Regions from separate parts of the Homo sapiens genome. Here region 1 is linked to region 2. A link is a contact called in ENCODE Hi-C data. All regions are on one chromosome and are shown on one strand. The core of a region is the stretch at or near the end of the contact, and the rest is flanking DNA. Distances in the headings are between cores, read along the strand shown.

The links. A loop is a pair of places that touch in the nucleus more often than their neighbours do. Pooled maps may share reads with other maps.
Region 1: a pooled map shows a loop between it and region 2 (12-fold over the local background). The contact joins the promoter of UBLCP1 here to the promoter of MFAP3 in region 2. A Hi-C loop is called at or near these places in 5 of 50 pooled maps.

Annotation. Positions count from the first base shown.
Region 1 is chr5:159,261,817-159,267,053 of GRCh38, reverse strand. It overlaps UBLCP1 (ubiquitin like domain containing CTD phosphatase 1), which reads right to left and starts at 3,764. Exons shown (of 11, transcript NM_145049.5): 1 at 3,694-3,764. RefSeq lists enhancers at 3,524-4,031, 3,788-4,097, 4,128-4,197, 4,032-4,539.
Region 2 is chr5:154,035,739-154,040,567 of GRCh38, reverse strand. MFAP3 (microfibril associated protein 3) reads right to left here and starts at 1,601. Exons shown (of 3, transcript NM_005927.5): 1 at 1,557-1,601. It overlaps FAM114A2 (family with sequence similarity 114 member A2), which reads left to right and starts at 1,658. Exons shown (of 14, transcript NM_018691.4): 1 at 1,658-1,711.

The sequences.
Region 1 (5,237 bases), core at 2,515-5,014, 5.2 Mb before region 2:
AGCTCCACTAGGCAGTGCCCCAGTAGGGACTCTGTATGGGGGCTCTGACCCCACAATTCCCTTCCACACTGTCCTAGCAGAAGTTCCCCATGAGGGCCCCACCCCTGCAGCAAACTTTTGCCAGGGCGTCCAAGAGTTTCCATATATCTTCTGAAATCTAGGCACAGGTTCCCAAACCTCAATTCTTGACTTCTGTGTACCCACAGGCTCAACACCATATGGAAGCTACCAAGGCTTGAGGCTTCCACCCTCTGAAGCCACAGCCCAAGCTGTAAGTTGGCCCCTTTCAGCCATGGCTGGAGTGGCTGGGATACAGGGCACCAAGTCCCTAGGCTGCACACAGCGCGGGGACCCTGGGCCGGGCCCACGAAACCTTTTTTCCTTCCTGGGCCTCCGGGCCTGTGCTGGGAGGGGCTGCCATGAAGGTCTTTGACATAGCCTGGAGACATTTTCCCCACGGTCTAGGGGATTAACATTAGGCTCCTTGATACTTACGCAGATTTCTGCAGCCAGCTTGAATTTCTCCACAGAAAATGCGTTTTTCTTTTCTACTGCATAGTCAGGCTGCTAATTTTCCAAACTTCTATGCTCTGCTTCCCTTATAAAACTGAGTGCCTTTAACAGTACCCAAATCACCTCTTGAGTGCTTTGCTGCTTAGAAATTTCTTCTGCCAGATACCCTAAATCATCTTTCTGAAGTTCAAAGTTCCACAAATCTCTAGGGCAGGGGCAAAATGTTGCCAGTACCTTTGCTAATACATAACAAGAGTCACTTTTACTCCAGTTCCCAACAAGTTCCTCATTTCCATCTGAGACCACCTCAGCCTGGACCTTATGGTTCATATAGCTATCAGAATTTTGGGCAAAGCCATTCAACAAGTCTCTAGGAAGTTCCAAACTTTCCCACATTTTCCTGTCTTCTTCTGAGCCCTCCAAACTGTTCCAACCTCTGCCTGTTACCCAGTTCCAAAGTTGCTTCCACGTTTTCGGGTATCTTTTCAGCAATGCCCCACTCTACTAGTACCAATTTACCGTATTAGTCTGTTTTCATGCTGCTAAGACATACCCAAGGCTGGCCACAGTGGCTCATGCCTGTAATCCCAGAACTTTGGGAGGCTGAGGCAGGTGAATCACCTTAGGTCAGGAGTTCAAGACCAGCCTGGCCAATGTGGTGAAACCCCATCTCTACTAAAAATACAAAAAAAAATTAGCCAGAGGTGGTGGTGGGCGCCTGTAATCCCAGCTACTTACAGTTCCACAATGGCTAGGGAGGCCTCAGAATCATGGCAGAAGGTAAAAAGCACTTCTTACATGGCAGTGGCAAGAGAGAATGAGGAAGACAGAAAAGCGGAAACCCCTGATAAATCCATCAGATCTCATGAGACTTATTCACTTATTCACAAGAATAGCACGGGAAAAATCGGCCCCCATGATTCAATTACCTCCCACTGGGTCCCTCCCACAATAAGTGGGAATTCTGGGAGATACAATTCAAGTTGAGATTTTGGTAGGGACACAGCCAAACCATATCAATCAGAAAATACAAAACCCATGGGTACAGATCTAAGCACACAAAGATTATATAGTGGCTGCCACTCATGTAAATAACCAAACATATGTCTCTTCCTGCATAAAGCTTTCTATTTTTCATTAAACTCATTCCTCCCACAGTCCAGAGAACTGGATTTTCTAATCTCAAGGTATTGGTATTTCCAATGCTTTCACTTATTTGATGAAACATTTGATTGCACTCTTCATGCAACTATTAGGACCAACTGCAAGAAAGAGGTTAAATTTTTAATCTCCACTTCCAAAAATAATTTAAAAACAGTGTCTCCTACTAAAAGGCCAATTAGAAGAGAGAGCCATAAATTCATATTTATATTTACTCATATATGAATACAAATATGAACTATAAATGTATATTTACTCCTATGTTTACAATGTGTTCTACTGAAAATGTAAAGCAAGTGTCTTAATTTAGGGTAACGTATTCCATTTTAGACAGAACTATAACAAATGTTATATTCTTCAATTAAAAGTGGACCTTTTGAGTTAAACTGAAATACAGTTTAAATATTTTCTGTAAGACATAAGAATAAAAGGGAATCCTACGAGAGCTAGAAAGGCAACCAGCACTAATATCGCATATATTGTGATGCGTAGTAGTGCAGAGTTTGGAGTGAAATCATCTGAGTTCCAGGTGACCCTGGACAAGTGATTGCTCTTCTAGACTAGTGGTTTTCAAAGCATGGTCCCTGGGCTAACGAACAGCATTGACCTCACTTGGTAATTTGGTAGAAATGTAATTGGGGTGGAGAGAAGGGACCTAGGAATCTGTGTTTTAACAAGGTCAGTCCTCCTCACCTCTGATGAATGCTCAAATTTGAGAGTCAGTACTACAGGCTCTTCAATGTTTTCAGCCTTAAAAAAAATGTGCCAGAGGGCATGGGCTCTATATGGTTAATAAAGCAGCATAAAAACGTTACGAAGCACCTATCCCACAAGTGGAAATTCCAAGTTGGCAAATGCCTTAAAGGGCCAAGCGAAACAAACACCATAAAAATTGTAAATGCATATGTCTTTAAGATTTGTTTAAAAGTTACTGAACCTTATTTCATCATTAAGACCGTTCACACCAATGAAGCAGTGTGATATAAATGCATGAGCTATTTTGCTTTCACATTTAACCTTCTTTCTTAGTATTTTGTATCATTTCAGATCCCATCAGATTTATAAGCTGAAAAATGATTTGGGGTGTGGGGAGGAGTGAAGTTGGCAAACCCAAACAAGCAAGCAAAGAATACACTTCCATATGGTCAACCTAGGGTCAAGAATAGCTGTTTAGGTTGGAGTTCTACCTAACATACTGTGTTGACTTTGCCTAGTCAATCCACCTCTTGGCCTCAGTCTTCTCAACAAGATGAGGCTACTAATATTCACTGGACAGGAGTAGTGTTAAGGTATGAAGTAACACCTGTGACAGCACTTTGTAAACTGTAAAACACAATACAAATGGTGTTCATGATGGAATAAAAACATGCTAAACAATTATCTCATTGAAGCTTCACAATCCTGAACCAACAGCTGTTGTCCTCATTATACAAATGAGAATCCTGAAAAGAAATTAAACTTGCCCGGGACCACAAACCTAAAAAGTGGCAAATGAAGAAATTTTAAAGTATAGCAGTAAAAGTAACACTTTGGGAATTAACGGGAGGTTAACTTTCAACAATCCCAGCAAAAGATAACCGTGAAGCACTAAGAACTCCGGCGAGAACCGCACACCAGCAACAACTGCGAGGTGGTGCAGGGTCGGGGGCTGTGCTAACTGACTTAGGGGAGCATTAGGAGGCAGGTGGAGGCTCCAGAACCAAAAAGGCCGGGATGCCTTCAACAAGGAGGTTGAGGGGAGGGATGGACAAGCCTGAGAAGACGGAGGAATGAAGTTTGGGGACGCAAAACCCACTGGGAAACAGAAAGCCCTCCAAATAGGCTAGACTGCTGGATGGGAGGACAGCGGCCCCCGCGACTAAGCGGGCCGGGGCTAGGGGCCTGGGCGTCAGACTAGGACAGACACTATCCCCAGCCCGCCGCAGTGCAAGCCACGCCGCGCGGGCCGCAAAGCCACTGTCCCCGAGCCCCAACAGCGTCTCCAAGGGCAGCGCGCCAGGGTGCCCCGCAACCCCTCACCTGGAGCGCGGTGGAACCTGCGGCAGCGGACGCAGAAACCGGCCGCTGAGAGACCGAAAGCGACCGGAAGTGAAGGGCGGGACCGGAACCGGCTGAAAAACCGGAAGTGGGTGGTTTGAAACGGAAATATGTTGGGGACGGAACAACTGCTTCCTTTGAATCTCTTCGGGTGCTAATCAAATGGCCGCTGTAAGGGATCTCCACAAAGCCACGAAGAAGCCAGGCCTTTCCGAGACTGTAACCGCTGTGCAGATAGCGCCGATCCCTGGGTGGCCGCTCTCTCGTTCTGCGCGTGCGCTCGTTCTGGGCTGGGAGCGGATGGGTGCTGAGGCGTGTGACGTCTCTAGTAGTGTCGTAACTGGGTGTGCTGCCTTTTCCAGGTGTACTGAGGTCTTCGTGAGATTCAGGGCTAGGACTCGTGTGGCTGTGTCATGTTCCGAATGAAGCTTAAAAGGTGATCTTTGAGAACTGAAGACTTGAGACCCCTCCATGGGCCCAGGGGCTGCCAACACTAATAATTTCAGAGACTTAGAATCTGAGGAGAATCTCCAATCTAAGGGGAAACGGAAGAGGGTCAGGAAAGAGAAGGGGCAAGCTTAAGTGACTCAGAATCCAAGAAGCAAGTCTCATAGGAGAGCTGCGATCGAGGTTACCATACAGTATCCAATCGTCTCAACCTTCCCATCCATACTTCCATGCTGTCTTTCCTCTGAATGCAAGGAAAACCGGTTACACAAACGCTGACAAAAGAATGTCAGACTTGAATGGAAATTCGGAGCAGTACCCATCTGGTCCATACAGCGAACTCCCAGTGAGCACCACGGCAATGTAACTAATTCATGTTTCCCTCTTGGCAGTGCGGGAAAGGCAGCAAAGAGCCAAGTTTTGTATCTTAACAGTTCTTTAGTTAAGAGGCACACGCTATTTTGCATTCTTCCCTACTTTTGATAATTTTTGGCTGCACTAGTAATGCATGAGTATCTGCTCATTTAAAAAACTCAAACTTTTTCAGTGAAAAGTATGCCCTTTTCTTCAGAAAGTCTTAATTAAAAAAAAAAAAAAAATCATTGCCCAGACCAACATTTTCAAGCATTTTCTCAAATCGTTTTCTTGGAATAGCTGCATAGTTTTGGGTCTTACATTGAAGTTTGGTGCTCATATGTGGGAGCTAAAAAAAAGTTGACTCCATGGAGATAGAGAGTAAAATTGTGGTTACCAGAGGCTGGGAAGGATAAGGAGGGAGAAGGAGATGAAGAGAAGTTAAAAGGAGCGAAAATATGGTTAGACAGAAGGAATAAGTTGTAGCGTTCCACAGCACAGTAGGGTGACTATAGTAATCAATAATTTATTTTGTATTTCAAAATAGAGGAGAAAGGTTGGGATAGTCTCAACACAAATGATAAATGTTGGCCGGGCACAGTGTGGCTCACACCTGTAATCCCAGCACTTTGGGAGGCCAAGACAGGCAGATGACTAGAGGTCAGGAGTTCAAGACCAGCCTGGCCAACATGGTGAAACCCAGTCTTTACTAAAAATAAAAAAAA
Region 2 (4,829 bases), core at 352-2,851:
GCAGGAACTCCTGGGTGTCCCTGACACTGTTTCAAAACAATTTACATAATATTAGGACATATCCCTTTTTCACTCACATTCTCACACAATATGGCACAATTTTCTAAAAGTTACATGATGATTGATATTGTAAGAGAATGAAGGTAGAAGTTACGAAAATCTAGCTGTCTTTTATTCAGCCAGACATTAAAGAGATTTGTAACAATGTAAAACAATGCCATTCTCAATAATTTTTCATTTTGGAAAATATCCTTTACAGAAATGCTATCTATGTTAACATATAATGAGTTTATTTTAAAATGAATAACCTTTGTTGAAAGTTGTTTTCTAAAATAGTAAATATTGATAGCTATTATAAACAAAAACCCTTTGAAGTTCTCAATACATTTTAAAAGTATAAAGAAATTCTAAGATCAAAAAGTTTGAGAACTGCTGCTATAATTATCAGCAGCATTTAAAAAATAAGTGGCTTCCCAAGATTCCATACTTTAGCCCCAAATTCTATGCATTTTCCATTACAACAGAAAATCAGAGGAAATGATCCATTTTATATTTAAGCAGGGGTTTTTTTGTTGTTGTTTTTTGGAATTTTAACAAGCTTCCAGGTGATATTGATGAACCTAAATTTAGAGAACCACTGTCAAAAGCAAAGGAAAATATCTGAAGAGTTTTAGAAGTGACAATTACTCTTATCTGGGAATTAAGATGATAATTCCGAGGGCATTAAATGGAGTTGGAAAACATGAGTTCTTAAAGGCTAAGTCCCTTCACCTCTCTGGGATTCAGTTTTTCTTATCTGTACAATAAGATTGATTTTAATATTTTACTAGCTCTGTCAGTCTGGATTTCATGCATTTTCACTGCTCGAGGGCAACAGAAGAGTTGCATCTTTCTGATGAGGTCCCAGGAGTAATCTTAGAGTCATAAATCAGATCATGTCATTCATCTGCTTAGAAACCTTCAATGGTTTTCCACTGGATTCCAAACAAAAATCAAACTCTTTATCCTTGCTCATAAGCCTTACAAGATTTGGGCTCAAGTCCCTGGCCTCATCTCTCTCCATTCTCACCTTGCTCCTTTTGCTCTAGCCAGTGGCCTTTGTCTTTTCCTTGACTTTGCTAAGTTTGTTCCCACTATATGGCCTTTGCACGCGCTATTCTCTCTGCCTGGAATGCTCTATTCCAGATTTTCATACGGCTTATTACTCTCCCACTTCGTTCCATCACATTATCCAGTCTAAATTTCTTTACAGCACTTACTACCACCTTAGATAATCCCGTTTGTTGACTTGTTTATAATCTGCTTTTCGCACTGCTTGAGAGCAGGGCCCTTCCGTTCGTTGACTGATGTGTCCCTGGAGCCCAGGGCAGTGCCTGGCAGGTATCTGGCTCTCAGTAAGTGTTCGATGACCGAACTCCCACACCCAGGCCAGACTTTCAAAAGAATGGCAAACATTTTCGCCTCCTGCACTCCCGACCCCAAGCCACAGGCTACGACTCACGCCTCGGCGCTCCTAGTAGTCCCCTCGCAGCGACCCCAACCAAGCCGTCACCTACCCGACCGCCGTCTAGCTCCTTCCGGCCTCAGCGGCGGCTTAACTCGGAAGTTTTCTCGGACACACCGGCACGCCTCTGCGCTGAAGGAGCACTTCCGGGGCAGTAGGAACGCCGAGTCGGCTGCCGTGGCTGTGCTGAGGGTGGCGGCCGGATAGGTGCGGAGCTTCCTGAACGAGGCAGGAGGGGTGCGAGGTTCAGGGGCAGGGCCCGGGCAGCCGAAGTCGTTAGGGAGGCGGTGACCTGACGGTGGGCGGCGGACATCTCGCGGCAGGGTCGAGGGCTGTGAAAGCGGTTTAGTGATTGAAGCGCTACGTTTGTGTGAGGAATTCTTGTCGTTGTCAGCGCCTGAGAACTTAGTTGGGAGCGGACGTTTACGTCGAATCTCTCGTTTGGGACCCCATTCTTGAATGTGGGAAGAAGTGAGAGCGCATGTTTGCTCATCTAGAGACAGCCGTATTAATAACGATAGGATACAAACCATCACCCCACCAAGTGATAGCAGCTGTTAACCTGTGGGCGGTTACGTGCCGGTCACTGTTCCAAGCCCCTCACATATCGCGTCACTGAATCTTTATAGGGACCCAGAACTCCATTTGACAGATGAGGAAACGGAGAGGCAGACAGGTGACCTGACTTCCCCACAATCGCTGCAGGACAGGAAGAAAGTAAACTCCAGAGCCCGTGCTCTTAGCTACTAAGCTGTACTGCTCTTCATTTTGGTAAATGGGGCGGGTGGAGTGTATATATACGTAATATATATGTGTGTGTGTAAGCGTATGCGTTTTTATTTCTTAAAAATATGGCTCAGCCGTATTTATTTACAGTTATTGGAATCTTTCTCCTCCAACTGAGAAAATAACTGGAGGAGAAACTACAATTATTTCTACACGCTTACTACACAATGCCTGGAAGACTTACAAAAACACTAAATAGTGCAGTTCCACGTACTTGGTGTTTATTCCTTTTTTTTTTTTAACCTTTCTCCTAGATTATGAATGAGTTGAGGAAAGAGATGGTACAGTCATTCTAATAACGATAGTAATGATAATATAAACAACCATCACCATAAAAAATTCTCTTCTGGCTTAGCTCAAATATCTGGCACAAATGAAAGAATAGAGATAACCAGTGTTTAATATTTTAGTAAAGGGACTGTTTTGGCAGGGCATGGTGGCTCACGCCTGTAATTTTAGCACTTTGGGAGGCTGAGGCAGGGGAAGATTGCTTGAGGCCAGGCCTAGGGTTCAAGACCAACCTGGCCAACATAGCGAGACCCTGTCTTTAAAAATATATTTTGGAGTATGTCCTTCCAGTCTTTCATGGAATTATATGAATTTATGTAATATGTATATTATATATTCTACATATAGTATACTGTATATATTTATGATGATGATAATGATGCGTTGCAACCTGGAGAGAGCATAAGGAAAAGATAGGAAACATTTATTCATATACACAAAACATTAATTGAACTTTGTGCAAAAACTGTCTCGTCTTTCCTATTAGATAGGCCCTTGGAGTGAATGGCTTACATTAGTTCTCTATCTCCACAGGTACTGTGGTACTACTTGGTACGTAGTAGGTACTCAAAAAATGTTTGCGAGTGAATGAATGGCTACTTCTAAGTTGGTTTGTATGTCAGTGAGTAGTTGTATCTGGATTTTTTCTCTATGTGTTTTGGAAATGTGTAATGTGTTTATATTATATGCCCATATATTCTGAACTCCATAGTGTTGTCTTAATCTACCTTTCTAGCTTCATGCCTTCCCATTGTTCTTCTCTCTGCCATGGTAACTACTCCCTACTGTAACTGTCCATGTTCCATACTGTCAGACCTCAGGCCTTTGGCTGTACCCTCATGTTATTTCCATATCCTTGAATCCTGTCATTGGCATCATCATCTGTCAAAATCATAAGCTTCTTTTAAGGCAGGTGTTGCCAACTCAGATGCCTACAGAGGTTAATCAGGTAGCATAATTTGAGTGAAGTGGATTTGCGTGGGGGATTGTAGGGAGCTGGAGAGCAACTGCCCTAGCTAAAAGGGCCCAGCGGCTATTTAGCACAAGCTAGTTATTACAGAGTTGAATGTGGGCCCGGTGTTGCTAGATCTTTTAATTTTACAAGTTAGAAGTTGGAAGCCTATATTTTTATATGAAGTCTGATTTTTAAATGTTGGCATCTAGTTTTTGCAAAGGTTAAATACTGTGCAGGCCAAATAAAAACATCTGTAGGCTGGATTTGGCACTTAAATTCCCAGTTTGTGACCACTACTCTAGGCTTATTTCAGGTACTTTGTTCATGAATTACGTTGTCTGATTCTAATGGAGTTCTGTTTTTTTTCAGCATTTTGTGTGTTGGATGGTCTGGCAGGGATGTTTCAGCATTTTGTGTGTTGGACTGAATGCAGCACCTGTTATAGTGCTGCATCCAGTCTGCCTTAGTTTTAATATGCCTTTCTTTTCTAATACATTAGAAACATTTTGATAGCATGGGTTGGGTCTAATTCTGCACTTAGTACATATCAGTACATACCTACAGCGTGTGTGTACATATGTGTGAGATGTATTGATTTCTACTCTGATAATCCTTGGTTATCCTGGAAACTAGTGTCTGTTCTTTGTAGAGACACCAATAGTATCTTGGCTTTAATTGCCAAAGAGCTCTACATCTGGAAGGAATTGAATTGAGTAACACTGGTATTCAAAAGTTGATCTGACATAAAGCCAATCTGATGGCTTAAATTTCATGATGTCCTGGAAAAATTGAGGTAGGAATGATTAATAACTAGTAAGATTTTTAAGGACAATAAGTAAAAGGAAAAATTGATAAATTATACCTCATTAAAATTAAAGACTTGCTCTGAAAGGCCCAATGAAGACAATTAAAAGATAAGCTACATACTGGAAAAAAATATTTGCAAACCACATATTATACAGAATATATGAAGAGCTCTCAAAACTCAACAGTAAAAAAAAAATCTCATTAGAAAATGGGCAAAAGATACAAAGATATTTCACTGACAAGGATATACAGATGGCATATAGGCACATGAAAAGATGTTCAACCTTATTAGGTCTTAGAGAAGTACAACTTAAATCCACAATGAGATATCACCACACAACTGTCAGAATGGCTCAAATAAAAAATAGGGACAATGTCAAATGCTGGCAAGAATGCAGAAAAACTTATCAGTCATACATTGCTGGTGGAAATGTAAAATGGTGTAGCTAGTCTGGAAAAGAGTATGGCAGTTTCTCATAAAACTAAACA